4 separate regions of the Mus musculus genome follow, and all the other regions are linked to region 3. Evidence: chromatin loops called from intact Hi-C (ENCODE). Cell type or tissue: left cerebral cortex. All regions are shown on one strand. Region 1 overlaps Astn2 (astrotactin 2). Region 2 overlaps Astn2 (astrotactin 2). Region 3 holds the start of Pappa (pregnancy-associated plasma protein A). Region 4 has its middle 87 kb from the start of Gm23950.

What was found. Peaks named below come from ENCODE experiments on the same cell type or tissue, not always from the same donor. Only the 100,000 strongest peaks of a DNase experiment are listed, where the experiment ranks them.
Region 1: it touches region 3 in a loop (4-fold over the local background); 18 of 42 quality-filtered maps call a loop at or near these places.
Region 2: a loop joins it to region 3, with 6 times the contacts of the local background. A loop is called at or near these places in 22 of 42 quality-filtered maps.
Region 4: it touches region 3 in a loop (4-fold over the local background); 7 of 42 quality-filtered maps call a loop at or near these places.

The regions. Positions count from the first base shown.
Region 1 is chr4:65,585,453-65,593,452 of GRCm38, reverse strand. The region is part of intron 16 of Astn2 (astrotactin 2); the gene reads left to right. Among named protein-coding and RNA genes, the nearest start is that of Trim32, 16 kb to the left of the region's middle. In left cerebral cortex, a CTCF peak has its summit at 3,421 (motif pointing right); DNase peaks (open chromatin) are centred at 3,426 and 6,373.
Region 2 is chr4:65,493,026-65,501,025 of GRCm38, reverse strand. The region is part of intron 19 of Astn2 (astrotactin 2); the gene reads left to right. Among named protein-coding and RNA genes, the nearest start is that of Trim32, 110 kb to the left of the region's middle. In left cerebral cortex, a CTCF peak has its summit at 4,335 (motif pointing right); a DNase peak (open chromatin) is centred at 4,362.
Region 3 is chr4:65,119,004-65,127,003 of GRCm38, reverse strand. Pappa (pregnancy-associated plasma protein A) reads right to left here and starts at 2,830. Exons shown (of 22, transcript NM_021362.1): 1 at 2,057-2,830. The coding sequence starts at 2,462. In left cerebral cortex, CTCF peaks have their summits at 4,000 and 6,490 (motif pointing left); DNase peaks (open chromatin) are centred at 389, 883 and 3,988; H3K4me3 peaks cover 3,022 bases.
Region 4 is chr4:64,527,513-64,535,512 of GRCm38, reverse strand. No RefSeq gene overlaps it. Among named protein-coding and RNA genes, the nearest start is that of Gm23950, 87 kb to the right of the region's middle. In left cerebral cortex, CTCF peaks have their summits at 2,268 and 4,752 (motif pointing left); DNase peaks (open chromatin) are centred at 2,269 and 4,748.

The sequences.
Region 1 (8,000 bases), 470 kb before region 3:
AACATAGGTAGAGTTAATATTTTGAAGAGCAGAAAATTGTGAAAGGCTATGGTTCTACTCTAAAAGTGGCAAAGGAGTGGCAGTTGTTTCCCATTGTTCCTCTAACCCAAGCATTCCTCTGACTCCAGCAAAGGGGATGGTGGTGTTTGACCCCAGCTTCCTCTTCTTGGGTTGAGGGTAGCTGGTGTGCCTGGTGACATGCTTTCCACCTCCAAGCCTTGTTACAGCAGAATGGTATATCCAATCCAGGAAGCTAGCATCCCCAAGATCTGTTTACCCTTGACACTAAGACATCCCTCTGGTCTGCCAACCCTCTGAGTTACTGGAAGGAAAGAGAGGGTACTGGGGAATGACTAGTCTTTGAGTCCTGAGGATTGTGTTTTGAGGGCAGTGTAGGAGACTCCAGAGAGAAGGTGTGGTGCACATGCATACATACACTCAGGCTCTCTCTCTCTCTCTCTCTCTCTCTCTCTCTCTCTCTCTCTCTCTCTCTCTCTCTCTCACACACACACACACACACACACATACACACACACACAAACACACATGCACACACACACACCCTAAGAACTGATTTATCTTGAATGAACAGCAAGCACTTTGTGTGGAAATTCAATATATTAGATTTTAACAATTGTATTTTCGTTCACCTTACACTTACTTTATGCATAAAAACACATACATTTCTATTGGTTTGCCTTCTTCATGGTCACATAGAGGCCTGTAACTAGCCTATAAGTCACTTTTTTTAATGGTTTTTTTTCAAGACAGGGTTTCTCTGTATAGCCCTGGCTGTCCTGGAACTCACTTTGTAGACCAGACTGGCCTCGAACTCAGAAATCCGCCTGCCTCTGCCTCCCAAGTGCTGGGATTAAAGATGTGCGCCACCACGCCTGGCTTGTAAGTCACCTTTAATAAACTTTTTATTGATTCTTTGTGAGTTTTCCATCATGCACCCTAGTCACACTCATCTCCCTGTCCCCTCATATCTACCCTCCACCCTCGAAACCTCTTCCCTACCAAAACAAAAACAAACAAAATCAAACAAACCATAGAAAACATCTCTTCATGTAAGCTGCAGTGTGTTACACTGTATACCACAATATATCCCTCTATCCACACATCTTCACTCATTGCAACGAGTCATTGGTCTGGTTCAAGATCTTTGGCTTCTGTGACATCAATGTTGGATCATCACTGGACCTCTTCCTGGTTATCCTATTGTTGCCCCGTGTCATGGAGGTCTTGCATCTTTAGATCAGCAGGGCCAGCCCGTTCTCATGTTCTCATACCTCCACAGTTCACAGATGATGTAGATTTTGGGATGTGCAAACCCAAAGCCCTGAATCTGAGCCTGGGTAGTAGCTGAGCTGATCACCTCTGCAGCTCCCCCTTATGTGCATACCAGGATGTGCTCTCCAGCACTGCTTCTGCTAAGGTCACCCAGTGCTGCCATTGGCAGGAGGCAGGGTCAGCCCTCCTGCTCTCATGCCCTCTGGGCTGGCTTACTCACAAGCTCACCTCCACAGCCAGCTCCAATGTGTGCATAGGCAAGGTGAAGGGCCTACTCTCCTAAGTGCTGCAGCTGCGAGATGAGGGACAGGGCCAGCTCTACTGCTCTCCTGGATTTGGGGCCCGTTCTCCCACTATCACAGGTGGAGTGGGAAGAAGGGACATCACCCCCATACTACCCACTTCACCTCATGGCAGACAAGTGATGAGGCCGGCCCTTCTGTGCTCATGTCCACAGAGCTATGTCACCAGGACCATTTCTCCTGTGCTCCTCACGGGAGGTGCAGGGCCCGCTATCCTGAGTGCTTCTACTGCAAGGAGTAGCGCCAGCTCACCCACTCTTAGGACCCTGGGCTCAACTCTCCTGACTGCCTTAGGTGTAGGCGGTGAGAGGCAAGGGGGTGGAGAGCATCCCCCTGCACCCACATCAGGGCATATGTGTGTGTGTGTGTGTGTGTGTGTGTGTGTGTGTGTGTAGGGTCATCTCTCCAATACCTATGCCTTTGGGGCTGGCTCACCCTTGTCTTTGCCACTAGAGAAAGCTCCATTGTACTGCCCAGGCAAGGCACAGGTCTATTCTCTCAAGTGCTGCCTCCTGTGAGAAGTGGGGCCAGCTCTCCAGAGTGCCACAACCAGTGAGTGGCAGGCTCAGTTCTGCATAGCCTCTGGATAGCCACATGATCCCAGACCAGGGTTATTCCCAACCAAGTTTCTAGTGGTAACATGAACCACTGACAGCAACAACATCCCCTGCTGCTGTATAATTATGAATCTCAGTGGCAACAGCATCCAGTGGTGAGACTTCATCGTGGCCCCAGGCAGCAGGGCTGGCTACTCACAACCAGCTATTCCTCCTCTCTGTCACCTCTCCAGTCCCATCTCTCTTCATAATGCTTATACTGTCCTGCTTCTCTTTCTCTCCCATCTGTCAATCTTGCACATTGCAGGTGGCTCCAGCTGCAGGCAGCCACATGGCTAGTAGACCTCTGGATTAACCCCTCTGTTTATGCCAATTGGTGTGTTGGCAAGCAGGCCTCTAGTTATCTATAGCCCACCCATGTGGCATGGTAGCAGGAAGGTCTATTGATGCCTTTCCTCTCCCACACCATATGCCATGGTGATAGGTAAGCCTCTTTGTGTCTATGGCCTACTCGTGCTATGTGGGGGAGGGCAGGTCTCCGGGAGTCTTTCCTCATCATCACTGTGTTATAGCAGCTGGAAGGTCTGTGGATGTCTCCTAAGTTTACTTTTAACCCCCACTGGCATCAGCACTGTCCTGGGATACTGTGTAGTTTTCCTTGTCACTGATGTAAGCCACCTTTTATACTGAGTAGACAAAGGTGCTCTTCTACTTGAATTCAATTTCATGGATAGTAGTCTGGCAGTAGAGAATGAAAGCCCTGATCAACTGCCTTAGCTCTGAGTAATCTGAAAACAGCTTTTTAGCACATCGTCTGCCCTGCTATCTGAGAGTTTCTTTCCTTCTTATATTTAATCCATTCGGAATCCCTAATCTAGTCTTATCCCCTGTGTTTTCCTTCTCAGCATATATTCACAGATGCCTAGCTTGAAAACTATAAGTGATGGAGCAGACTGTTACTTTTTTCTTACCCTATGGTTGTATATCTCCAAATGTGGTACTGTATGGGTCTCTAAGGAAATGCTATTTTGAACTGTTATTGTTGCAGTAATTTTTACTCACGCTCCCTTGAGCCAAAGATCTCTCTCTCTCTCTCTCTCTCTCTCTCTCTCTCTCTCTCTCTCTCTCTCTCTCTCTCTCTCTCTCTCTCTCTCTCTCTCTCTTTTTCTCTGCTCCTCTTTAGTGCCCAGCAAGCTGCACTCTGTAACCACAGTTTTTTTCTGGGAAAAAGCATCCTGGGAGCAAACATCTTAAGTAGACACTAGAGGGCAGCAGGAGCTCACACATGATGTAGCTCTCAGCCTTTGACTAGTTGCACCCTTACCTTGTCTCAAGTGGCAGAAATGAATATTAGGAGCAGATGTTGACTGGTTCCTGCCTCTGGCCAAAACATTAGCCAGCAGTTAGCTGCTGGGCAGTGCCCACAGAGAGTTTGACCTTCCTCAGAAGAAAACTTCTTTCTCTGGAAGACAGGTGCCTTCTTCTAGGTTATGCTTGATTACTCTAAGCCTATAAAAGACAGCAACAAGTGCTGTTTTTGCATGATGGGATCATAGGCAGTCATAGGTATGAGCGTCTCTCATTTGATTTTCAGAACACTTGGATGAGAAATTAGAGTCTGCGTTTTACTAACATTGGGGAAGTGAAATGACTTGCCAGTAATTTTATTTGAAGTAGTTGGATTCAGTAGGTGTAGAATTGTGCTCAGTCCATGCCTGATCTCCTCAATGGGCAGAAAGAAAGCAGTTTCAGAGAAGTTCCTTATTGTTATAGCACCAAGCAGGTGTCAAGAAGAGACTTAGTGATTCATATTTGCTTCAGAAATGAGAAATGCTGGATGGAAGCCAAGAAGAGTCAAAGGGAATGGATTTGATGACACCTTTGACACACTTGTCATGGATACTCTTCTGTGAACCCTCTAGATAATAATAATAAAGCATAAGAACTATTATTATTAACATTTCAAAGCTGAGAAAATAGCATATTAGAGAGGTAAATAACTGATCAAAGTTTCCAAACTAGAAAACGGGAGCTGAATTCAAATTCAGAAAAGCCATTCTGTTGTAGCTGCCCTACTGCCTGTGCCTACACTGAGACGCTGCCAAGATGGCTTCGAGGAGAGGATCATTTGTGTGTCTACCTTGTAAACCTACAAAGTAGGTCTTCTTTTTCAGGGGCTCTACCATGCTGTTTCTATTTCTGTTTCCCAATTGTGCATACACATGGCACAAAGCACAGATACACATTTTATGAAAACCCACTCCATAATGCCCTACAGTCTCCGGGATGGAGTTTTACCTAGCTAGTTCGATAGCTTTAGCATATTAAGCAGGGGGCAGGCTTGGATATTGCTAGGCATTCAAATAGCATATCCTCTTAGTTTAAGTCTGACGCTTAGGTTGAGAATTGCCACAGTTTGGATGGCTGTCCATGTTGGCATGGCAGATAAGTTACAAATGTGGCAAGTACTGTCACAATTAGGATTTCCATTGACAGTAGAAACTGAAAGAAGTCGGTAAATGTGAGTGTGTGCGCGTGCATGCGTGCGTGCATGTGTGTGTGTGTGTGTGTGTGTGTGTGTGTGTGTGTGTGAGTGTGTGTGTGTGTGTACTGGTTTCCATACTTCTTTTAAAGTATTTAATGTGGTCAGTCACAAATCACTTAAGATCACATCTACTTGGCTATCATTTTGCACTGCTAACATGCTTTCAAGTACAGCTATACAGTCTATCTGCTATATATAACCTGACAAGTCAAATGCCCTTGCCCCTCTCAGTGGTGGCCTTGAGAGTGGGCACCGCTGACCTTCACTGGAATTCTAACCTCTTACTCTTCTACCTCCATGATCAAAACAGAAGAGAAAACTAAGGACGGCGATGGTCAGACTTTGTTTGACTCTGCCCTTTCCAGTTCCAACAGTTTTTTTTTTTTTTTTTTTAAGGAGCCCCTTTGTCATGGGTAAGTGTCTCTGCTGTGATGCCCAGTGTTAAAGATTTCTCTTCAGACTAGGGACATTGTGATTTCTCTTTGGCTGGTTGATGCAGATCCACCTTTGTTACTGGTTTTCTGGTTGGTTGTTTCATTTTAGAGGCTCTTAGGGAAGATTCAAAAAGCTTGGATGCTGTCCTTTCCTTTTGTCCATGGAAAACACAAGCAGTGTTTCAGGATCCCTGAATCCTCTGGGTGTCTCTGCCAATCCCTTTCTGCTCTTCTAACACAGGCCATTAGCATTGCTGCAGGCAAAGGTAAAGCCTGGCCTACTGTTCTTCCCACTTTCTGACAACAGGTACCAAATTCTCTAAGTAGCACTCCAAGAGATCCTTCACAGAATGTTGGGGTAGAAGTCATAGGACTTGTATGTCTGTCCTAAGATGCTAGAGACTCCAAACATGGTAATAGTTAATAGTTCTCTCAATGAAAATCTTCCTTTATGCTTTCTGGGATTTTCAGAGTTATAAACCTAATTAGAATTCATTTTTAAGTTCTGTGTCTATGGGCTTGATGTTGGGATCTCCCTTCGGTTACGTCTTGCTGTATCAATAGAAATTTCAATGTTAACATCCGGTTACAACAGCAACAATATAATTATAGCAAGCGCAGCAGCAGCAGCAAACAAGAGCAGCTCATATTGACTGAGGGAGTAGCCTGTGCCAGGTACCTCATTTAATCCTCACATGGACTTTTAGTTTATACTGTCACATATCAAGGACACGCTGAGGACCATGGGCTGAGTTAGGCTGAAACGTTCACAATGAACCATGAAGCAGACTAGACTCCAATGGCCACATTTCAGATGAGTATTTTTCCTTTGTTTCAGATTTCTGTGTGGTGTGGGCCTTGGATTAAACTGCTTCTCTCCAACAGGACACAATAACGCCTCCTAAGAGATGATTCCATTTCAGCAATTCCTGGGAGGCCACTGCTGTAAGCAAGGCCACTGTTGTAAGAAAGGCCACTCTTTATGATGTAAAAGTCTCACCCTTTTTCCTCCTCTTTTCATGTTTCTAATTTGAGCCCCCGTCATCCCCACGGAGCCTTTAAATGCCTCAAGTAAGAGCCCATTGCCAAAGCAAAGCTTGTCTGACTAGGAAGTCCTGCACCATTGCCTAGTCCTGAACAAACACCCGCGCAGCCCTGGCTCTCCCAGAAGTCCTCAGTCTGATGCCTTTGTTTTGTTTTCTGGATAAGGGCAAATGGTGCCATCACCTCCTGCCGAAAAGCTCTGGCTGCTCTCCCAACAAGGAGTTGTCATTTCAACTAAAGCTTTTTTTTTTTTTTTTTTTTTTTTTCTTTTGGTGGCAACAAAATAATACCCAGCAGGAATTTGGGAGGAGAAAAAAGAGAGTTCATTTGGCAGGTTCTCAAATGAATGGGTTGTAGTGTCATTGGAACTGAACCGGGCTTGAAACCAGACATGATCCTATTTTGGAAGCATTATTCAGAGGGATGGGAAATGTGAACAGAGGATAAGTCTCTTCAAAAATGCTCTTTATCTTTTTCCCGTTAAAGATAGACAGCCTGTTTTTCCTCAGCTCTCCTATCCTTGCCATGCAGAGGCCCACATGCAAAGCTAGAGGAGGTCAGAACACATAGAAAGTTAATCATGCTTTACCTGCTCACTTTCCTTAGAAAAGGGGAATCGTTCTTTGGGAAGAGATCATATCTCTACTGAATTCTTAATTACTTCTCATGCTTCTGACTCCAAGTCCTCACTCTTGCATTCATTGCTGCTCTGAAAATCTAGCCAGTGGCTTGGGCATACAGGCATACTAGGTATGCAACAAACATTTATTGAAAATACTTTTGAAGCCAGGCCTAATGGTAAAGAACCTTAATCCCAAGTATTTAAAGGTCTAAAATGGCAGGATTGGAATATTCAGGCCTTTCTGGATTACAAAGTAAGTTCGAGGCAAACTTGTGTAACTTGTGAGACTCAAGCTCAAAACACAAATTAAAAGGAAAAAGAAAAGCCCAGTGGCGGTGGTGGTGGTGGCATATATGGTGGTGGCAGTTGTGCACGCCTTTAATCCTACCACTTAGGGGGCAGAGGAAGTTAGCTCTCTGAGTGCAAGATGGGCCTGGTCTACGGAGTGAATTCCAGGACAACCAGGGTTATACAGAGAAACCCTGTCTCAAAAACAAACAAACAAACAAACAAACAAACATATAATCAATCAAACAAAGAGTGCTTGGGGTATATAGTTCAGTGGCAGAGTACTTGCTTACCATGAGGAAGGACCTTTAGATTAATCCCTAGACCTGGAGGCAGAGGGTAGGAGGGAGTGTGCTTAAAATCTTATCATGGATCATGAACTATGTGAGGTGGATCTGGAACATCAGCAAAAATTGATCCTGTATTTTCATTCCTGGACTTTACATTTTTGAGACAGAGGTTACAGAAGTCAGGGTGCAATACGAATCTGTAAAAAGAAACCTTAATATACATTAAAGGTATAGGAAGTTTGGGGAGATTTTTCTGAGGAATTAACATTTGAACTAAGATGTGGGTCATGAATAGAAGTCACCCGGGAGGAGATGGAAGGGAAGCATTTTGTAGGGAGACTAAGTGTGTGCCTGAACTGAGAGAAAGACATAGGGTGTATGCAAGGAACTTAAAGGTCATGGCAGCAGATAAGAGGAAAATGAGTTGGGGCACTGTAAGATTAGTCTAGAGAGGCAGCGGCTTGTCTAGACCTCATATTATATACATGGCTGAATAGTTTTGATTTCTATCTTAAGAGTAGGGAATTATCACGGAGGAGCTTAAAGCAGGAAACAGCTACATGGTTTGCCTTTTGGAAAGATGACTTTAGCCACAGGGTGGGGTTGGATCAGAAACTTAGCTTTC
Region 2 (8,000 bases), 370 kb before region 3:
AAGTGCTTCTTAGAGGATTAGTCTCCTTCCTCTTTCCATGGTCTGCACTTGCATCTGGACCCTATTCTACAGTGGTTTCCTGGACATAGGATGAGTCCTTGCAATGGAGAATGTTCAAAGTGAGGCCAAATGATGCCAAAACATAGACAGAAGAGTAAGGCCCGTTCTGTTTATTGGAATTTATAATTCCACTACTCTTTAAAATGATTCCTGGGTTGAGAAGGTCAGTATGAGGACAAGGGGCACTTAGGGGTTTTTCCTCTTCTTCCTGCTCCCTCGTTTCAGTACCCTGAGCTTTTCTCTTCCTAGTCAGAGATGTACGTAAATGAACAACTCTCTTGCATGTATTCTTCAAATTACCATCATCAACTCACTGGAAAAATCCACTCACAGTCTTCTGCTTAGCTTTGATACATGGGCCAACCATATGGGCCCACTCAGTTAATGTTTTGGATGGGAAATGATTAAGGAATCAGTTTATGGGTCCTTCTGAGGGACATCAGCCAGCTGAAATTTCTGCCCCACAGCCTCACACAATGTATTTCCTACTGGAATAGTGTTAGGGAATCGAGTTAGGGGTGATTTCTCTTCCTAAGACTCCATAATGAGCTCTACATTAATGTAACAGATATTTATGAGTTGACTACTGTGGGTCAAGCTAAGCACTTAGTTGGGATATGTTATATATAGCTTTTACTCTGACAATATATAAATCAAGACTTCATGAAAACTACAGAATTTAAGGTGCTCTGGACCCTTCCAGGTCTCTGGTCTCATTGCTCACTGGTCTTTGGAGGGAACCATTTTCTCAGCTATAACCATAGACACTAAGTTCCTTTTAAGGGTATATTATATTATCCTTTTCATCTTCCTGAACCTTGCCAATCTCCTGAATTTTTCTCAGGGTTGATTGTAGATTGTTTGAATCTTAAGCAGTAAGTCATGCATTTTTGTAATTGTTAAAATGTTCATTTGGTGGGGGGTATGCAAACAATAAAAGCAGCCAAGGAAAGTGGCATTGCTAAGAATTACAGTTTCTGGGTTGGAGAACTTTAAATGCAAGAATGGGGCATCTTTACAAGCAAGAGAGAATAAGATCAGAGCCTTAGTGTAGGACTTGGATGAGGAGAGAGAGAGAGAGAGAGAGAGAGAGAGAGAGAGAGAGAGAGAGAGAGAGAGAGAGAGAGAGAGAGAGAGAGATTAGAAGCAGAAGTCCAAAGATCTCAAAGTTGAGATTTGTAAATGTAGAAAACCACAGAGTCTGAGACAAGGGTGAGGTAGACTGAGTAGATACAGAAAGAATCAGGTTGTGTACATTACTTTGAATTCTAGGCCATGGGTCTTGATTCAGATCCTACCAAGAGGGACATTACTGAAGTTTAATGAGCAAAGATGTAACAATATGGGGCCTGTGCTAAAGACCAAAGAACCGAGATGCTGTTCAAATACATTATACATCAGGAACTTCTAAAGACTGGTTTGACTATCAATAAAGGGGCAGGTGGTCCACCCAGTCTGTAGAAACTGGCAAATATTTTAGCCTTGGTTTTGATGTCTTAAGAGGGAGGGAAAAGGAGGTGTGAAGCAGGGAAGGGGAGCTGAATCCTTTTGTTTCTTGGGAAACTAGTTTTGTTTTGTTTTGTTTTGTTTTGTTTTTTTCTTGTCTGCCCAACATATTAACTTTAGGCACAGTTCACAAGCACTTTCCACAGTGAACTGGTTATTTATCTTATCTTAAATGCAGGCAGCTTTCTTTTCACATAGCTGCAGTGGGCTCAAACTCAGGGCTGAGAACACAATGGAAGAGGTTTGAGGTGGAATTGGGAGAATAAAGAGAACAGTTAGGATCAGACTTTGTGGCTTTCCTTTGTGTATACTGCTTCCCAGTAGTATAAGGGGGAAAAAAGGGTCCTCTTGGCCCCATTTCCTTTCGTCTGCCCTCCTTCAAATGCAAGACCTGGCCATTTATAACCCGAGTACTGGCTACCACTTTACAGGTAAAGTTTTATTGGCATACAGCTTTTTCCTTTCATTTACATATTATCTGCTGTTGCTTTCATGCTACAATGGCAACACTGAGTGCTTTCATCACAGATTGTTAGGCTCACAAAGCAGAATATTTATTATCTGGTGCTTAACATTAGAAAGATGTTGGCCTTTGATCTAAGGATGCTTTCTCCATGCCTCCTCTGGAAAGCTCACACTGATCATCCCAGTTCCTGCTGACTTCTCTGACCTCGGATGGACAGTGCTACTTACTAACTACTAATTAAAAACAAACAAACAAACAAACAAACAAACAGTCTTACCATATAGATGTGGCTGTCCTCAATCCATGGAGTACTCAGGGTTGACCTTGATCTAATGGTACTCCAACTACTTCAGCCTCCCAGTGTTGGGATCATAGGCATGTTCTACCTCTTCCTTTTTATATACTATTTTTCCAGTAGCATAGTCCCATTTCTTTTGACCTTCCTTCCTTCCTTCCTTCCTTCCTTCCTTCCTTCCTTCCTTCCTTCCTTCCTCCCTCCCTCCCTCCCTCCCTCCCTCCCTCCCTCCCTCCCCCCTCTCTTTCTTTCTTTCTTTCTTTCTTTCTTTCTTTCTTTCTTTCTTTCTTTCTTTCTTTCTTTCTTGTCATTCTTTCTGTCTTCCTTCCCTTCTTTTTCTCTTTTCTCTTTATCTTATCTTATCTTATCTTTCCTACTTTCTGCCCTGTCCTTTCTTTGTTGGTCTTCTGGAATAGAGTGTTGCTGTGGTGCCTGGTCTGGCCTAGAGTTAACTTTGTCTAATGCAGACTAGCCTCAAGCTTGCAACAGTCCCCTGCTTCAGCATCCTGACTGCTGGGATTATAGGCATGTGTGCCAACACATTTTTCTTTTTTTAAGTGTATGCCCTTATGGATATTTCTGGGAATTGTGTATGGTTCCTGTGGGCATATTCATATTTCAACTTTTTGGAGACAGCTATGTTCACCACTATGTCCACAACACACCTGTAAGTACTGTTTAATAGCTGTCAGTTAAGAAAGAATCTCATGAGTTCTAGAGGGAGGTTATGGCGTCCTTTTGCTTTGCCACTGCCCAGTGCTGTGACCTGGGGCAAGTCCACTTGACCTCTTTAAGTCTTTTCCCATTTGTGGTTTATCATGGTCACATAATTTCTGTTTGTGGATGTCAGTACGAAAATCTGTAGATGTAAATCAAAACAAATGAACAAAAGGAAGAAAATAGGACAATTTTTAGTAAGACAGAATGTATTTCCAAAGGATTTCTGATAGGGCAAATTACCTTCATATCTGTCATTTATGAAAGAGTGGATTCAGCGTACCATCCATTTTCTAGAAATCTATGCCATATTATCATTTTTAATGTTCTAAGACACCTCTTGAGAAAGAAATCTGCTTAACTTTATTTTACACCTGTAGTTTTAAATTTTATATGAAATGACTATCCATGTTTCATAAAAGGTAAAATTCTGGAAAATGTTTTTTGAACCAAATGGACCAAGTGGTCCTTTGGTCTGACTTATAATTGTTGTCCCAAGTTTATAGAAACAGGTCCTCTAATGTGAGCCTCGTCTCTAATCATTGGCAAAAGGAATAGAATGAAACTCAGTTTTCTCCACCTGAAATGTACTTTCAGCTTTGTTCTGCTTCTTCTAGATCTCAAATCGTAGTAAAGGGTGCTTGTGCTCAAATCTATGAAGTCATTAACCATACTGGCTGTTGGTCATCTGCCTCCGGGTGGATTTGTGTGAGTACATACATGTTTTCACAAATGACTTCACAGATAAGGCTACAAGAAACACCTTGAACAATTTCTGTCATCCCCATGACTACTCCTGTTCTCACATGTACTTTTGACCTGCTTGTGCTAAGTCACCTGAGAAATTCTTTCTGTTATCCCTTTCTACTTTCTATACCAGGAGGACTTAGTCTCATCCTTGGGTCTCTGTTGCAAAGGGGGATCAGCGCCTTGAAAAATCGCTGCTAGGAGTCTCCAAACTTGCATGAAGTCACCAGGAAATGTGGATTTTTTTTCCCACTGGTATGTGCTAGCACACATTTTTGAGGCTTCTTTTCAAAGGGCCATCTATGTTTTGAATAAGGGTCCGGGACAGTCGTTTTCTGGGCCATCTGCTCTCTGCATACATCAGTGTCTGAGTGTATGTAATAGTGCTGCCATTCTTAAGAGTGTCTGGTTTGGACAATAAATTATGTTGACCTATTCGCCTTCTAGGCTATTACTTAGTAAAGATGGAAATCTCAGGGATTATCAAGACAAGGAAGCCTAAGCCCATTTCTAGGGCCTTTTGTGAATATCATAGCCAATAGAGGGCGCTCCTGCACCACAACACTGGGTGGAAGGCTCTAGGCAGGCCCAGGGCTCAGGCAGCCAGCTGACCTTTCTCCAGGCTGTACTTGGGTTGCCAGAGCAGCCGAGGTGTCAGCTGAGAGCAGTCACAGCCTAGGGAGGAGGAGGGAAGGAGGGAGGCTGGGGCACCAGAAAGGGAGGAAGAGCTGGCAGAGAACACACTCAAACACACATTTCACTGAGACAGAGGCCCAGGGAAAGCACAGAACATGAGCACATACCTACAAACAACAAATAGAACATACCCTACTCATACTCAGCATACAAACAAGGAGATTTTGTTTGTGAGTCGCATAATACAGAAACACAATGTGAATTCAACCCATCACACACAGATGCATGCAACACCATCATCACACCCAGCTAAGCTGCAAGGACAATACGTGGATGTATACAATACATTTAAACGTGTGTAAGCACCTCTGAGGATATTCAGAGCGTGTGCAATATAGAAAGGTAAGCTAGATCATAAAGACACACAGTCTCACACACACACACACACACACACACACACACACACACACACCCCAGCACAGAAATGCAGTAGACCACAGCACACACAGACATCCAAAAGACATTAAAAGCAGAGCACACACAGATAGTGTGTATCTTTTACTCACTACACAGCAAATCCTCCAGGAATGAGACTATGGATAAACAACAGAGATGCATAAGCACAGCCACTGCCCCACAGGCAGACTGTAAAGTATACGTGCCAAATGCCATGTCAGTTCACCAAGCATGCACAGGCATGGGTAACAGATCAAAGGACACCTATCCAGGCAGCATACAGTATGTGCAACACTAAAACATACTACACAGACTAGAAGCTGCATACATTCAAAACACTCAGAATTCAATACATGTTTTGATAAGAGAACCAGGCATGAAGACGAGCAGGGGAAGTGGGTGTGTGATAGGGGAAAGATAGGGCATTTGGAGAAGATACAGGGAAGGAGGGCAGCAGCATATACAATGGTCGGCTTCTCTCTTCTCAGCTTAGGTGACATAGAACAATGATTTTAAATACTGTTATTACGGAGGCTAGACAGAGGCAGCAAGGGTGTCCTCGTAAGAATGAGCCTTAGGCTCAAGGCCAGAGCTTGAGCCTCAATCTCAGCTACAACAATGGCACCAAATCACATCTCCTATGTCTCTTCCTCCATGTCCCTGCAGCTGCCAGCTCATCTCCACAGATGTCTGCTTCAGCTCCACCCATCTCAGTTATCCTCATCAATGAGCTGTAAGGCATGTACATCTCACAGCCCACCCCCACCCCTCAGTGAGTGTGAGAGAGAAACTTTCCCAAACTTTCAGGAAATATAATTTCCATTGCTTTTTAAAAGCACCCAAAAGGAGAAACAAAACAAAACAAAACAAAGCAAACTAACAAAAAGTGAGTGCTCCCAAGAAGGCTTGTTTTGCCAAAGAAGACAGAATAGGTCAGGATGGTACAGAATTCAAGCAAATCTTGCTTATTATGTAACTAACCAAATAAAAGTCAGTTCTTGGAATCTCAGAATTTTCAGTGAAATAGATTCACATCAGCAAACTTTCTCAAACAGCCAAGAGAGGCCAGACTATTGTGGGATGCTGGAATGTAAAACTAAGAAACTGAAGTCCACCTTCCAAAGTGTGCAGCCTAGGAGAAGACAGTCCTATATAATGTAAATGTCACATGGTGGGGCTTGAGGAATAGGGAACTGTAGAACTGTGGAGAACATCCTTCTACTGATGAGGTAGGGAGGCATTAGTTAAGAATCTCATACATATACTTCTTTGGGGGCAGGATATACACACTCTCTGAATCAATATTCATAAAAAATGGGAAAATAAGGATTGCCAGTATCATACTACAGACGAAGAAGGCAAGACTACAAATGTACAGTCAGCTGTCCCAGGTGGCAGAGTTAGAAAGCCTGATTTCAACATTCCTTTGCATTTCTGCAACATGGGCATAATTAATTTTCTTCATTAGCTTTGTAAATCTTGAGCAAGATCCCACAGAAAGGGATATGATCCAAAGTAAAGAAACACCAAGGTAGAAAGCTCCAGGGAGCCCATTGGACTCTCCCACCTGGAAGAAGAATCTTTACAAAGTCAGGCCAAGCTGCAGACCTCCCAAGTACCTCAGGTTCTCACCTCTAGATCTGGCATGAGGGTGTAGCATCAGTCCTGACTGATTGCTTACATTGCTAGGCAGGCCTTCTGTCCTTGCATGATGTACCTCTTCAGCTGTCATCCTGATGCCTCCTGTGTGGGTTGTGTGTCAGGGATATGCTGCTGGCTCCTTGACTAGCTCCAGCCAGTTACAGGCATGAAAAGGAAGCTATGTCAGTACAATACATAAACAGGGCTGAGAAGATGGTTCAGCTGTTATGGTGCCTGCCATGTAAACTTGAGTATGTAAGTTTAGATCCTCAGAACCTACCAAAAAAGTAGGGCATGGCAGCATCTGTGCCTGTGGGTAGGGTCGGGTAGGAAGATTCTTGAAATACATTGACCAAGCTAGCTTAGCTGAATCTTTGACCTTCAGGGTCATTGACAGACCCGGTCCCAAAAACTGGAGGAGAAGAGCATTTAGGCAGGTCAGCTCCATTGCCCTCCTCCTTATGCGTACACGTGCACACACCACAAACACATTTCACATGCACACACATACAGACCACATTGTGGTAAACATGGATGTGGAGTGACACATAGTGGAGACAAACTTTTATCTCTAGTTACATGCCTGTTCCTTTTTTAGATCACTATATTTCTGTTGTGCAGTTTCAGGTGGCAGTAGAGTTGGAAGGAAACTCTGAGTGTATATAATTGTTTCATAGTGGGGATGGGGGGTGATTACCTTCATTTATTGCTTCTGTGCCATGTTTCAATTGATAATCATAATAGTAAACATTTATTCAACAGTATCATGCAAGGAATTATGTTATTGGTAGTTTATCAAGTAAATGTGCTGTGTTATTAAATGTCCTTGTTGGTGGGCATTGCATTTGTGACTTTTACCTGAGCATAATAAGATTCAGAGATAGCTAGTGACATGACATGAGTTCTTTAGCCGTGGGTAGCACTGATGTTCAAACTGGACCTATTAGGCTCTAGCATTTCTGGTCTAATGAAGTGTTGTATTATTTTCTTGGTCACCCTGGAAAAGAGAACAGGGACTCTCATCTCTGGGTTACAGTAAGGAAACCACTGGCCTAGAGAAGAGTGTGACAATCAAGGTCACTGAGGCAAACAAACCCCAGCTCCATACACCAGCTCCAAGGCTCTGATATGCTTCTCTTCCTGTACTTTCTGGACTAGGCTTAGCCTTGTCACTTATTTGCAGTTGGATATTATTCAAGAAAAGAGTTTCTCTTTGCCTAGAAGTGACTTTGTGGGGTACAACCATGTGCCATTCCACTGGGTTTTATCATCTCTTTCACGGTTCACCTAAATAATGTTTTTTTTGGAAAGGTGGGCATTATGCCCCTCAGCTCCATAAGTCTTGCTTAATTTAATAGTGGAAGTTTCTGTTCCATTTAGAGAGTTTACTTTCCTCAGTTGAGACTGAGCTGAGTTTCTGATTGCTTGGGGTTGAAGAGGAGCTACTCGGGGTTGTTGAAGTTGTTGTTGCCAGAG
Region 3 (8,000 bases):
GATTCAACTAGGGGAGGGGGGGGAACCGACCAGATTCTCCGGGGAACAGCTTCCAGGCTTTCTGGGGCTACATGGCAGTCGTGCCGTTTATTTATTAATTTATCTACTTACTGTTTTGTTTTTGTTTTTTTCTTTCTTCCGTTTTGTGAGGAATGTTATTTCCACGCATAAAATGAACCAGGCATTTTATAGGAGCAATAATAACCTAGCATCACCGATCCAATGAAAGTATTTTACTGCAACAATTGTGCGAGTCGATTACGTACACGTAAGTCTTCCAGAGACCAGGAAGGGAGAAAGACCTTGGTCTGAAACACTTAGAAGCCTGTGCAAATGCAAATGCAATCCCGTGAGACAAAGATTTGTATGCATGTATATATTAAATGCACCCACTATCTTTACAACCCCGGGCTTTCCTCTCTTGGGGGATCCCTTCCGAATCATCCACACAACAGGTAGAGCAGCAAAACCAAACCTACCCATCTCTTAACCACTTTCAAGCAGCAAACCGCTGTGCTTTGAAAGTGAAAACACTCAGACACACTCAGACACACACAAACACACACACACACACACACACACACACACACACACAGAGAGAGAGAGAGAGAGAGAGAGAGAGAGAGAGAGAGAGAGACCTGAATTATCATCATCTTCATGACTATTTTGAATCTTGTCTCTCGTTACATGTTGTACCCTCCTCTGGCTGACAAGGGTTTGGGAGCTGAAAGTGAATGCGCTCCGTTTCCCTCTCCTTTTCGGAGGGAGGGGGTGGTGGTAGCGATGACGTCAGTTTTGTGTGTGTGTGTGTGTGTGTGTGTGTGTGTGTAGTCGTTCTCACTCTCCTTTGGTAGCTGGGAAGTGGGAGCTTTGAGGATACATTTGAGTGGCATAGTAGCAGAGTTTGGGTTCCCTGAAGGGGACTTCGGTAAATGGGAGAGTCGGTGCAGTGTTCAGAAAGGTTTATGCCAAGGCAAAACAGCCGCAGACTGCCTGAGAGCGGTGTGTAAGGGGTGGGATCACGAAACCCTCTACTCGCTCCCAGGTTGCAGCGAAGGGGGAACCCCTAATATAGCTTTAAGGCGTCCCAGGACACGGCAAGGTTGTTTATGCAGTGAGGGAATCTCCCAGACAGAAGAGGCAAAACTTTCCTTCTCTCCTGCGCCGCCCCCTCCACCACCCCTCGTTTTATTAAAGGCATTTCCACAGATTCATTTAGAAGGGAAAATGAATGTTGAGGCGTTTGGAAGGTTTGCAGCCCTCGCAAAGTGTCCGGTTTCACTATGGGCTTTGCTGTGGAGCAGCGAAGGGGAGAGAGGGAGGGTGAGGAGGGAGATCTTAAATCTAGTATGGGCTCATAAAAGTCCCCAAAGAGAAAAGCGCCCCATTTCTCAGCCGAGTCTGGGGTAGGCTGTCAGAGGTGCGCTAAGAAGGTCTGACCCAGCGGTGAATGACAGGCAACGGGCTTTAAAAGCAAGGACCCAGAGAGGCAGTGTGGGTGGCTATGGTGGTGGTGGTGGTTCCCAGAGGCAAGCTTCGGGCAGAGAGCAACTTTGGGGTAGTTATAGGACTTCTAAGTCTGGCAATCAAAACTACCTGCCCCATGCCTACTTTGAGGGTAGCCAGGCTACTGGAGAATTGCGTCTATGGAAAAGTAAAGAGAAATGAACCGTTTCCTACACTTCTTTCACACGCAACCCATCTGGGTCCTGTACCCTTTTCTCCCATACCCGGACAGAGTCTCTCTGTACATCCCCAGCACCACTTAAGTATTCTGGGTTCCCGGGGGATCAGCTATATCCCTAGCTCCTGGTCTTGGACCGGCGAGGAGCTCCCGAGTGCAGCTCCCCAGAGGCCGGGCAGCATCCTTTCTCAGCGCGCCCATTCCGCAGATGGGTTAAAGAGAGTCTCTCTTCCTTACTCCCTGTGCTGCTCCCGGGACGGCTCCCGCAGACCCACCCGCCACCTGCACCCCAGACATCCGCAAGAACCCAGGAGGGGCCTGCAGAGACCCGCAGGGTGGTCCGCCAGACAGGGGGGACCCCTTTCTCCTTACCTGTGATCACTGCTGGAGACTTCTGGCCACCCTCGGCTCGCAGCCACACTTGCAGTGTAAAGGCGTCGCGGGGTAGCTCCAGGTCGGCCCGGAGGCGCAGCTGCTCCCCTCGCCCGCTGAAATAGAGCGCCCGGCTAGGCGGGCTCGGCTCCTCGGCGCCCCTCGCCGCCCGCTGCTGCCGCCGCCGGGGGACGCGCACGGCTTCCCAGGCACCGCCCGGAGGCGGCGGCGGCGAGGCGCGGCGACCGCGGGCCGCCCGGGTGGCGCAGGTGGCCGGTCCAGCGGCGGGGCGCGGGGGGCGCACGGCCCGAGGGTCTCTTCGGACCCGGCGGGGGCGCTCGGCCAGCCCGCAGCCCAGCGCGGCGCTCAGCAGCCCCAGGCGCAGCACCCAACTCCAGAGCCGCATGTCCGACGGTCCCCCCCGCCCCCCCTGCGCCCCTGCACCGCCGCCCGGAGCTGCCAGCTTTAGCTCGCACTACTATTTGCCTCCTTTCTCGTGCGAGCCCCCCTTCCACTTGCTTTTTTCTTTTCTTTCTCGCTTTCCTCCTCAAGGTGTGTGCTCCACTCCCCCCACCTTTCAAAAATACAGTCCAACTCCTCCTGGTTGGCAATTAATTTCTCTCCCCGCTCCTTTATCTGCCTTATCCCCCCTTCTAACAGCTGGATGCCTTCCTCCTTGTTTTATTTCATTTTATTTTATATATTTCTAGCTCTTAAAAAAAATCTCCTCTAACACACTGGTCGGCTGAATTCCCTCCCTCCCCCCAAGATGCTCTCATTTATTTATTTTTTGCGTCCTTTATAACACAAGCCACAGCCCCCTTCTCCCCCCCGCCCCCTCCCCTCCCTCCTTCTTCACGAAATGAAAGGAAAGAGGGGGAAAAAATCCCTTAGAAGACGAGTAAACAAGCGTGTGCTAATCTGTTCGCCAGCACTCCACCTTCCCAATTGAATGAGTCCCTGTTCAAACTGCGGGGATCATGACCAATCAATCGGTTTGGAGAGGCCGATCCACCCAGCCTTCCTCTACTTTGCCGTTTGTCTCCTTTCCTTCGGTTCAGCTTCTCCACCCCCTCTTTCTTCTTCTACTTCTTCTGTTTTTAAGAAGACAATCTTAAAGTAACAATTTAATGAAATTCTGTACACACCCCCTTACGGTCCTCCCTGCTCTTCGCATTCCGACTCAAAACACACGTTCTGGTTTGTTTTGTTTTGCTTTGCTCCCTTTACCCCCGCCCCTTATTTTTATTTTTTATTTTGCCTCGTGGCGGGAGAGAAAAATCTGTCTTTCAGGGTCTCATTTGCCCTTTGCTGTTACATGTCTCTCTTTTCACAATACACAAAGCGTTGAAACTTGATTTTCAGATTCTTTTTCATCTTCTCTGCCTCCCTCCCTCTTTCTTTCATTCTCCCACTTTTCTTCTTGTTCTCTGTCCCCCTCCCTTCACCTCCCTCTCCCATTTTTCTCCTCCTTGCTCTCTCTGTCTCTTTTGCCTTTCTCCTTCTCCTCTCACCACATTTTCTTAAAGTTATACTGTAGTAAGTTGGTTCTCTCTTCCCTGAGACCCCAATGCTAACCTTCGCGCTTCAGCATACCAAAGTCAATTCCCAAATCCGTATAGATTGAACAGAGCATCAGAGAACTGTTTGCAGGGCATCTCCCTTGGAGATACAGTGGACCAGTGCTATGTCCCCCATCATTGCCCCTGAACAATCCTACATCATTCAGTTGACTGTTAGATATACTTTTTGTTGAATATAAATGGTAGGAAAATATGAATTTACCCAATTTCAGCTTAAAAACAATCCAAGTTCTCCTAATGTTGGCCAAGCACAGGTAAGCAGGTAACAGTCTGCTGCCCCTGTGGCTCTACGTTTTGAACTGAAATATATATATATATATATTCATTCCTTTCCCCCTCTTTATGGAACTCAAAAGCTCCCCCTTATGGCAAAACAGCTCTCTTTCCCTCGAGTGTTTAATAAGTCAAAATGGGTTAGCCATGGTGGTTTAAATTTATTAGTTCTTTGCTAGCCTGTCCAAATAGTATCTCTATAAAAAGATGTCATTCCAGGTAGAATTTATGGTGGAAAACTGAGGTGAAGTTGACGCTACTAATTATTGACTTGCTCTCCCGTGGTGTTCCTATCCTACGGGCTGTTCCAGATCCTTCCTCAGAGTTAGGATCTTTGCTACATGCTCCAGGGAGGAACAGAACCATCGGAGCATATTTGCTGGTAAACAGATAAAGATTTGTAAGATGACAGATGACTCAGATCTCCACCCACCCCACCCCCCATAAAAGCTGAAATGTGGTAAGCAGGAATCATGGCACTATTCTGCAAACCAGCTATCCCAGATTTCTGTCCTCCTGGTCAGGGAAGAACTTGCTATGTAGCATCAGGCTAAGAGTTCTGGAACTCAAGGTCTCTACGTATAAAGAGATGCCCATCTTCCATCCTCCATTCTATAGAGACCTGATGGAAAGAAAAAAAAAATACTGTGCATAATGCCATAGGTTAAAAACTTACCCCCTACCCCACAAATCTCTCACGGTCTACAACTTTGATTCACCTATACAAACTAGGATGTAGTCCTCAAAGAAGGAAAAAGATGGGGGGTGAATTGCATAAACACTGTCATTCAGTACTTCCCCCCCATGATATTTGGAACACCACCCCCCACCCCCGCAAATAATATTTGGAACATGACTACTGCTCATTTCAGTTATGACAATTAGGTATTTGGAGACTGTATTTCCAGAGGCTTTTAAGCCATTGTGTACAATAATTTTAGTATTTGTAGACATTTAGAATTTCATCCACTTTCCAACCAGGAATGAAATAGGAGGCACATCAATTTCCAATGCACATGCACTCACCTGGTCTTCCTCTGAACCATTTCACTGTAACCTTCCATTCAGACCTCTTTACAGTGAGAGTGTATACTTTACAGCTTATTCTGAGTACAAAACCTCCTGAACTGTAGATTTTCTCTATGAGCACCATGTACTCCTCTGTTCCCATCAAAGTCAAAGTGCTCCTTAGGTCCCTAAATAAAAAAATTTCTTCCCCTCTGGAAGTGGAGGAAGGAAAGAATAGACATTATAGGTTGTTTTGCTCTTTGACCCCAATCCCTAAATGCATTGAGAATGTTTGCTAAAGCCTTTTACTGACATATTACTAAATGTATAATTACTGGGCAGCTAGATGGTACAGTAGGTAAAAGGTCAAGTCGGCTAACCTGAGTGGAATTCCTGGGACCCACAATGGTGAAAGAAGACTCAACTCTTGCGACTCTAGTGTTTTATCTGCCACATATAAACCATGGAGTCCACCACCCTCAGCAAATAAATAAGTAAAATAAAATTTTAACCATATAACTACCATTTCCCCTCGCCTGTCTTGGAGGCTACTCTTACTCTGTGCGCACATGGATTTGCTTGTTTTTATGCTGGAGTCTCATGGATGAATCGCACACTGTGCATGATAGGCCATTCAAAGCAATGGCTTACACATGGCCTCTGTATTGGCTTACATTTTAAATAATGATTCATCATGTAGTGCTCTCCTGTTAATTAATCATGTAGTCTCTTGTGGATTTTTTTTCTCATTTTTATCTTTCCATTTCTCCCCCTTTTAAGTACCAGAAACTGAATTCAGTGCTTCCCACATGATAGCTCTGCTAGTACTCTACTGCGGGGATAGTAGATCCCATTTAGTCTTGTCATAGCTACCCAGTCCCTGGTTCCCTTCTCAGGGCCTCCTAAAGTTTCTGAGGAAACTTTTGGTACCAAACCCCTTCTTACTCTGTACTTTTAATCCTTGGAACAAACTCCCTCAACGTGCATCTTGTCTGGAAGTAATTGAAAGCTCTCTATGTAATCCAGAAGTCTACAGTGTTCTGGAAGTTAGAGTAACACTTTTGAGACATAAGTGCGTTTGAATGGGTAAATTGTGGCCCAAAGTACTGGTTTCAGAGACACCATGACCTGTGTTCCTAAGACCTTCAGCAAGTTGTTAGCTTTCGGTTCTTAGTGGCTATACCGTGGTGCTATCGTGAGGATTAAATTATTGTATTGTGTGACATAGTGGTAGCTGCTCAGTAGAGGGTTGCCCATATTTCTTTCTGTAGATTTAAATCTAACAACCACTGGGCTTCTCTTTCCACTTTCCTTTACAGCCAGGACACAATCTTTTTACTCCCAGACAGTAAATTATTCTCATCTTGGAATTTCTAAGGCAGTATTATCTTCTTGTAGAACTTGTGAGATAGGATCGTGTATTGTTATCAATGTCCTGTTTAGGTCTTCCTGCCCAGATTAGGAAGTATCAAGGGCAAGAACTTCCAAGGGTCAATCCAGTCACCTGCTTAGAGAACTTTAACTAGGCACACAGGCCCCTGAAGGGCTCCCTCCTCTGGGCTCTCCTAAAACTTCTACTGAATTTCTACCAGCATGTCCCCAATGCTTGGTTGCAAGTGTGCAAGAGTCCTGGGAGTCTCCAATGTTCAAAGTATTTATCCTGTACTTTCTCAAACATGGAGCTCAGTGCTCCTTTGCTCATGTAACTCCTTGTTTAAATCACTGATGGAAACAAAAAAGAATATAACCCAGCTTATTCTGTAGTGCCACTCATTATTCCATAAAGACACTAGGTTCATGAGAAATATCGAATCTAACTTCCCCCATCCACAGTGATGTTTACTAGCTTTTCAACGGAGATAACATAGATACAGACTATGGGATGAAGTAAAAAGAGTTCAGCAACCATTCTCTTAACACCTTATACTTATAGTAAGTTTGAAGTAAATTACTTTTATTGGAGTCTTCCCCGGAAATACTTATAGCAGGCCTGCAGAGGAAGTTAAATGGGATGGGGGTGGGGGTGGTGGAGGGGGGAGGGAGTGGGTTGTGAAGAGGACAGAGATGAAGAGAGAGAGAGAGAGAGAGAGAGAGAGGCACAGAGAGGGAGGGAGGGAGGGAGGGAGGGAGGGAGGGAGGGAGGGAGGTAAAGAAGTAAAAACTGGATAGTTGAGTGCATTTTTCATCCAGGTGTAACATTGTATACCAAGTTCAGAGACCTCAGAACTGTTGTCCTGCTTTTAAATCTCAATTTTCATTTGTCCACTCTTCATAGGGTTACTAGGAGATGAACTAAGACTGTCATGGCTATCATGTAGCATTCTGCTGTGTGTTGGCATGTCAGTGAAGACTCTGCACACACCAGCTTCCTCATCGTTGCGCCAACAGTAGCTGAATTGCATTGTGTGACATGCATGCAGTAGTGAGATGTTTTCACAGAGTTCTGGCAGTGATAATGACTTTCCCTTACCGAGTGCCTACTGCATGTCACTTAAAATAATAATGATTATAATATATTCACTAAAAGGTTTTTTTACTCTTTACAAGATTAAGGGTAGCTATGAATTCAGTTTAATTTAATTGCTCAGGAGATTACTTATCAATTCTATTTTCTTGAATTTCATTAAAAAATAAAATTTGTGTCAGACCAATATAATTTGAATATCTCCAAGATCTTTATTAAAATATTATTTAAATTACTGTTAGTACTGTTCTTAGCTCAGCATAACATGGAAAGGGGTTTAGTGATCATAGTGTGTGTACCATGTACAGGTCAAAAAAATGGGTGGAGGGACCTAATTTGTGTGGATGTGGACTTTGAAGGCCTGATGCGTTTCCTATTTTCATTCTTGAACTATTTTTGATGAGAAATGAGTGTCTATAGAATCATCTGAACCCGCTTTTAGTTCTTCATGCTAGTTTACAAGAAGCTGAAACAGAAATTCCTAGATTCCAACCCTAGTCATTTGGCTTATACAGAAAAATACCCATTCATTGCTTCTCTCAGGTACCTAGAATATTTATTAAGCTGAGAATTAAAGTTGAAGGTGGAAACCACTGATTAGCAGTTAAGTTTAGCT
Region 4 (8,000 bases), 590 kb after region 3:
CAGGAGACTGGGCAGACTTCTTTATCCTAACTCCTAAGCATGGCATATGCCATCTTTCATAATGAAGCCCTTTGTAACTGAGAAAAGTTGTCTTTTCATTCATTGGGTCTTCCTCCAGGTTCTCTTCTCAAATTCTTTCCAGCTCCACTTTGGAGAACACTTAGTAAATATCTACTAAATTAGTAGAAGTTGTACAGCTGAGTCCTTAGTTCATCTCTGCCTTCCCCTGACCGGAGGGGTCTTGAGGGGCAGAGTTAGGAAAGATTTGGGACACTTTATATACTTGGATAGATTTTAAACTGTAAACAGCTATCAACATGTGGCTTTTCTATGTCATCTACTTTAATTTTTGACAATACCCTTCCAGTTTGGTCTTGATGTACCACACTAATTCTAAGCACTATAATTCTTAGCAACTTATTATCCATCACCTACCATTTGCTAAAGATAATAACAGGATCTAGAGTTACAAAGATGCTTAAGATTTAATTCTTTTCCCGAGGGGCATTCTGTGTCATGGGGAATCAGGCAAGGAGGAAGGTAACTGTAACACATTGCTGTTACTGCAATGAAAGATGATAGATGGGGCTGAGAAGATAGTTTAGTTTGGAGAGTGTTTGTCAAGCATTCATAAGACCATGGTTTAGTCTCTTGCACAGAATCTACCTAGTGTGGCAGTACACATCTGTAATCCCAACACCAGGAACATGGAGGCAGGACAACCAGGATTTAGGATACCTAAAATTCAAAGATGGACTGGACTTCAGGAGCCTCTGTCTCAAATCAAACAAGACAAATAAGTATAGGAAACTAAAAATTTTCAGAAACGAAGTGAAGTTATGCATAATGATTTTTAGTTTGGTGAGATTTTACAGCACTGAACTGGAAGATGCTAAAATAGTTAACATGTATGTATGCAGAGGGGTAGCCTTTTTGATAAAAAAAATAAACTAGATGGTATTTTAGAGAGAATGCAATTGAAGTGGGCACTGTTTCCAAACTAAATGACATCAAGGTGTAGGTCACATTAAAGAAAAGTAGGTCACCTCACACTACCCCATGGCGTCATCTATAAGAATATTTCCACTCTTTCCTGGCTTGGGTTTCTTAGATGTAAAAGTGATGGTTAGATGAGACAATCATGGTTCTTCCTTCCAAGCTTGAGTATCCTGTAGGACCATGAAATAGAGTATGTACTCTTCTTCCTCTCACAGCATTTACTGCCGGGCTGGGCCCAGGATTGCGGGTAGAGAGAGGGAAGAGACAGGTTTGTTTTCTATGCTCGATCTCTGGACTTTGGAGAAAGATGAAATTCAGAAGCTTTGAAAAAGGAGAAATAGAATGAGATTTTCTGTTAATACCACTATGTCTCTTGTAGAAATAGACAATGACTTGATACTAGAAATCAGAAGGATGAAGCTGAAGCTCTAACTTTGTTTGTTTGTTTGTTTGTTTCTATGTTGTTTGTTTTGAGACCGGATCTTACCAATTTGTTCCGTCTGTTCTAAGCCTTGCAGTCAATCATCCAGCATCAGCTTCTGCAGTACTTGAGATTTCAGGTGTGTGCCCAAGTGTGTCTGTCTCTAAGATTTGACATGTTAAATGAGAAGCTTGTGGACTCATAGTGTTTCATTTGATTTCTGGAGGCTCTGTTTTCTTCTAAAAAATGGAATACATAACCTGTTCTCTGTTACTGAGCTATCCGGAATATGAAGCAAAGGTCATACTTGGCAAAATAGAAGAGTCTATACAAAGTTCACTGTTGACATCATCATTATGTCTTATGTCTTAACCAAATGGATACATATAGGCATGCATGATAGACAATAGTTGGTATCAGGAATCAACAAATCAACTGAAATACTGTGTGCTCTGTCAGCAGCTGTGGGAATCTACTCTGAATTCACTGTCCTCTTTGAAAGAACAAGGAGCAAAAGCCAGGTAGGATGGCGGGCTTCTGAAAGCACAACTATATATCTCCAAAGCATACTAACCATTTCCAACTCACACCAGAGCAAAGAGGATCTTGTCTGTAGAAGGGCATTTGCTGGGGAATTTAAGGAAGGTAACCAAGGCTCCAGAGTCCACGGTGAAAGTTTAAGAAGAATTTATACAAGTATATGATTTCCCAAATCTAGGATTTATGTGCAGATTTATGTCTGTGGACATAGAAAGTATTTTTTTGGTTGTTTTTTTTTTGTTTTTGTTTTTCACATGGCAAAAGCTAAATCAAATGAAAGCTAGAATCTCATCACCATCTAGTGGGTGTCTGGGGCTAGTGCATACACTGTGGGAGACAAACGGAGCGTCTGATTAAGAAAGCAAGCTTTTGGCTTTTATACAGGGGTTGCTAAGGCCACAGCACCCAGCTGAAGGAACTGTCCTTTCGCTGTCTGGTAGTCAGCAGGGGTCATGTAGCCTATCAGGGCTGAAGAGACAGGGAGGAGACACAAGATCAAGAAAACATTTATTTCCCTTGGCCAAACTGTTTTATTTTTTGTTGTTGTTTTTGTTGTTTTTTAATTAGATATTTTCTTCATTTACATTTCAAATGTTATCCCCAAAGTCCCCTATACCCGCCCCCCCCCCGCCCCCACTGTGCTCCTCTACCCACCCACTCCCGCTTCCTGGCCCTGGCATTCCCCTGTATTGGGGCATATGATCTTTGTAAGACCAAGGACCTCTCCTCCCATTGATGGCCGACTAGGCCATCCTCTGTTACATATGCAACTAGAGACACAATTCTGTGGGGTACTGGTTAGTTCACATTGTTGATCCTCCTATAGGGTTGCCAACCCCTTTAGCTCCTTGGGTACTTTCTCTAGCTCCTTCTTTAGGGGCCCTGTGTTCCATCCAATAGATGACTGTGAACATCCACTTCTGTATTTGCCAGGCACTGGCATAGCCTCACAAGAGAGAGCTATATCAGGGTCCTGTCAGCAAAATCTTGTTGGCATATGCAATAGTGTCTGGGTTTAGTGGTTGTATATGGGATTGATCCCCAGGTGGGGAAGTATTATTTTTTAAAATCAAACATTTAGTTTTAAAGCCTGAGCTCTGATCAACTTGCTAGCTCTTGGTTATATGTCCAGTCAAATGAAGATGATAGTGCTGCATTAGAGGACTGGGGACAATATTGTGTTATAGTGTTAGTCTGAAGTTATTTACAAGAGTGTCAGATATGGGAAATACTTACCATTGATAGTTGTCACTGTGCCATCAGCTGCTTCCCACCCTGCCAGCTCCCTTGCATACTAACACAGAAATATTTTACTCTTTTTTCTTTCTCTATGAGTATGTTAGTATGTTTGCCTATGTCCGTAGGTAGAGGCCAAAAGACATCATCAGACATTGTTCATTGGCTTATTTACTTAATTATTTTTGAGCAGGTTCTCTCATTCACCTGATATCATCAAATAAAATAGTCTGGCTGGCCAGAAGCCCCAATAATCTGACTGTTTCTATATTCCTATAGCTTGGGTTAAAAACTTAAACCACCATACCAGGCATTTTAAAAAATTATAATTACAGCATCCCTTCTTTCCTTTCCCTTCCTCCAATATAGATGTATAGGGACATATATGCATGTATTTCCCTATACACACACACATACCTAAATATAACAAACTTTGTCTGTATGTTTCTTGCATGTACGTTTTTAGGCCTGATCTGTTGGAGCTAGATGGCCACCTGCATCACTCCCAGCTTTCTTCAGTTGCACCCAGTATCTTATTCCGTGTAAGTTCTGAGACTCAAACTCAGTCCCTCATCCTTGCAAGGCAAGCACTTTAAATGAGCTATCTCTCTAGCTCTTTTTTTTTTTCAAGGAAAAAAAGTACATAGGCAAATGTGGATTAGTGACAACTCCAAATTCATGTAACTGGAAGAGGACAGAACTGGGGCTTCAGTATGCTTGATGTACTACAAAACTGTCATTTATCCTACTGTGAGGTCAAAGACAATAGAGAGGTAGTCTTTCTTTTTCTCCCCCAAACCTAGTTTTCTTTTGAGGTACACTTTTGTGCTGTGATGCCCCTAGATTTGCATGTGAACTATTTTCTTCGAACTTCGAACATGAAAACTAGACATCTTCTCAGTCATTGAAAAGATAGTAGAGTAGAAACTTGGCAAGAGAAATGATCTACCAAATCAAGCAATTCATCAGAAAGCTATAAGTCAACGGAATTTCTTTCTATTGTTTGCATCTACTCAGTTTATTTATAGTTTCCTTCTACTTGTCAAGTGTGTTTTATTTATATCTACATTTGAGGAGTTGTATGTTCCTTTAAGTAAAGAAGTCTGCACTTTTAAAGGTTCTCGGCTCCTTTAATTGTGATTTATTCTTCTGTCCATAGAGGGAGGGAAGAATAGTTTTGTTGATAGCAAACACTTTGATCTCTTTTCCCTTGGTGAAGAGTTATGTGTCTCCTTAGAGCTGAAGGAAACAGTGGTTGAATCCTAAGAGAGTCCTTTTTCATGAGGGTCGGCTACTTTACTATTAGATTTAAAAATGGGAAACCACTAGACAACGATAGAGAAAGAAAGTTAAAGGTTATCTCCGTTCTAAAGACGAAAGGACACAGTGCCCAATCATGATTGTTTGCTCAGGTTAGGAACACAACAATCGCCAACTTCCCCAGCTCCCAAACCACCAATGAAGCTATCTACTCTGCTCCAGTGTTTTGGGTATAGACCATGGAGACTTAATTCTCCAATGTAAGGAAGATGCTCTTAATGGTGGTTGGCTCCCTCTACTGGGCATTTTCCCTTTGAGCAGGAAAACACTTGAGATTTCAACTCTCAAAATGAAAACTTTTTCAGAGAGGAAACTAGAAAGGGGATAGCATTTGAAATGAAAATGAAGAAAATATCTAATTTTAAAAAAAGATGTAAAAAGGATGCCTTTCAACCAGGAGAACCTAGTGCAGGCATCCATGTATTCTCAGAAGACAGTGACAAAAGCAAGCATGTTATGATTTTCTAACTTGCTTATTTTCTGGGGTTTGCAAGGCATTTGCTCTATGATACATGTTAAAAGAAAACTGAAGAATTTTACTGAAAGACACACTTATATACATAGATTTCTGGTGATACAATTTGCAACATACTGATATAGTATTTATTTTGATATTTTAAAGATTATTTTTGCACTTTAAAGATAAAAAAAAAAAACTGAAGTCTCCAGGACAGTTTTAATGCAATTATCTTATGGATTCTTATGTAAAATGGTCTTTGAAACTATGAATGAAGATAGAGCATTATTAGCCTCTGTACTTGCATAAAATCTGGTTAATTATATATCCAAGCCATGGTATACTATAATATGAATAAGAACTAAAGTTGTATTAAGTCAATTTTAATGACTTTCCATTACAGAATAATCTCACCTACTCTATGTAGTATACTAAACCTTCCATAAACTTGTTTCTATATTAAGTACTTCTTGGTTAAAGGTTGTAGAGCAAAAGATAGGGTATTTCTTATTCATTTATGGCTGAATTCTTATTCCCTAGATATCAAGCATAAGACTGAGTCATTCCTATCCATTATTTTTGCACCTCTGTCTACCTCTTGCTTGCTTGCTTGCTTGCTTGCTTGCTTGCTTGCTTGCTTGCTTGCTTGCTTGCTTGTTTGCTTGCTTGCTTGCTTGATGCTTGATGCTTGCTTGCTTGCTTGCTTGCTTGCTTGCTTGCTTGCTTGCTTGATGCTTGATGCTTGCTTGCTTGCTTGCTTGCTTGCTTGCTTGCTTGCTTGCTTGCTTGCTGCTTGCTTGCTCCCTCACTCTCTGGACTTTCCTGCACTCCCTAAAGAGCTGTGTTGTACATCCTTCCTGTGCAATTTCCTTGACTCTAGCCTTCTCTAGCTCTATTTTGAGAGCTCTCTGGAGAATTGCTTTCATTCTTTGGACATCCATGCATGATTGTACTACAAGTCTTTGAGTTAAGGTATTTTCTTCCTTCAGGAAAACTTTCTGAACAGGGCCTAAAGACTACTTATTTTTGCATATTACTTGACCCACATAAGTTATGCCAAAAATAAATCAGTAATTCCTCATTCTAAAAGAAATGTAGCCATGGTAAGGTAAATTTTCCCTTACCTTCAGGTACTAAATCAATGGCAATAGCAACTTCTTCTTTTCCTTGACAATATTTGCTGATGTCAACTTTCATTCTACAGTAAACGATGGATTCTCTAACACAATCCAGATATAGTCTCCTCAATCTATGACATGGAAAGGATTCATTTTACAGATCTTCAAACTATCACTCCAAGTCTCCTGTTGGTAGCTGAGTGGGAAGGTAACATGTAGTGTTACCAAAAAGAAATGTTCAAACCTTATAACAAACAACTTTCTGTCTAACTGTCGCAACTCAGTATAGGTCCACTATTCTTTCATGTCATCATTTCTGGAGGTTGTCAACAAGGGAGGAGTGTTGTAAGTTATCAGACAAGGACTGTTGCTTCTTCTATGTAATGGTACAACTTCTTAGTCTTAGAACCCTTCTCTGGAGTCATTGCATTTAACGCCAGACAATGGAAAGGGGAGTGTATAAAGGTTAACTTGAAAGATTTAGAGGCTAAGCTTTGAAGTAGCATTCATAACTTCTCATGTTCCTTACATACTGTCAATCAATTGCAATGAAAGTTGAGAAAGACAGCTTAGTTGCATCTTCAAAATGAAAAGAAACTGTGTTAAGAAAATGTACTACATTGTCTCTGCTTTGGGAAGTACTTAGAATTAAACTTCCTTCTTTTTGTTGAGGCATGTTCTTATGTAGCCAGACTGATTGTGAATTCATTCTGTAATCAAATACGGCCCTGAAGTGCTGCTTTGCCCAATTCTACCTCCTGAGTACTAGGATTACATGCATGAGTCAACAACATCCCATGTTAGGCAGTGCTGGGGAGCAAACCAAGGGCTCCCTGAATGCCAAGCAAGTACTCTAACAACTGAGCTACATCTCCAGGCCTGATTCAGCCCTGATTACGTGGTGTTCATCTGATTATTGATCACTACACAGTATTATTTCAGATTCATTCCAAAGGAAGTAAGCCAAAGCCACACCAAATCATCTCATCCATCACAAGGCCAAAGATACCGTTGAATGCATGTCCATCTTCTGAGTATCTATTCAGAAAGGAAATAAAGGTGGGACACATATCTGGTCCTGGACCATTAGTAACGTTGAAAGTTCCCTGGAACATTGTAAACCCCTCTATGACATGAGAAAATTTGTTGATAGACTCTAATTCAGTTCTTGGAGCAAGGCTTCCACAAGCATCATTCTCTGTGGCTTTGGGCTCCCAGCTAGGAGATTCTTTTCTGCCCATTAAACTCTTGGTCCCATTTGAAGTGGCTGTTGAGAAATGCCCTTCTTGGGAGCTACCCAGGCATTGCAGCCCATTTCCAGGCCAAAGGTTGTTTCAAGGTTTGCCAAGCACTTGCGGGCTTTTGGATGAGGATGGAGGGGTTTTGGCAATATTGCTGCTTCAAAAACATCATGGACTTAGGATTATTTGATTCTAATCAGTTTCATGTAGCAGTGAGTACTCCCAACATTATGTTCCAGACACGGTTCTTCCATTTTCTTTGTCTCCTTTGCTTCTTCCCCGCAGGCTGACTGGTGCTCCCTCCTTGTGGCCTGCCAGCAATCTTGAGGTTATCTGCATCAATAAGTTTGGGACAGGAAGCTCTTTCAAAATGATCCTTACTGAAACAGTGACTCACACTTTTTAAAGCTAACTGTGACTATTAGCTGTCCTTTTATTGCACAAAGCTCTTTTGCTCCTTATCATTCACCTGTTTGAAATCTGAGGGTTTTATTTCCACCAATTTCTACATTCACTTAAATCCTTATTTATTTTGAATTTTCCAACTGGAAAGTTTGCTGCATAGAACATCTCTCTTTTTTTTTCTCCTACTTTAAATTTACTTTTAAAAATTAAAGTATAATGGCATATACACTTCCCTTTCCTCCTTTCAACTTTCCACCAAGGAC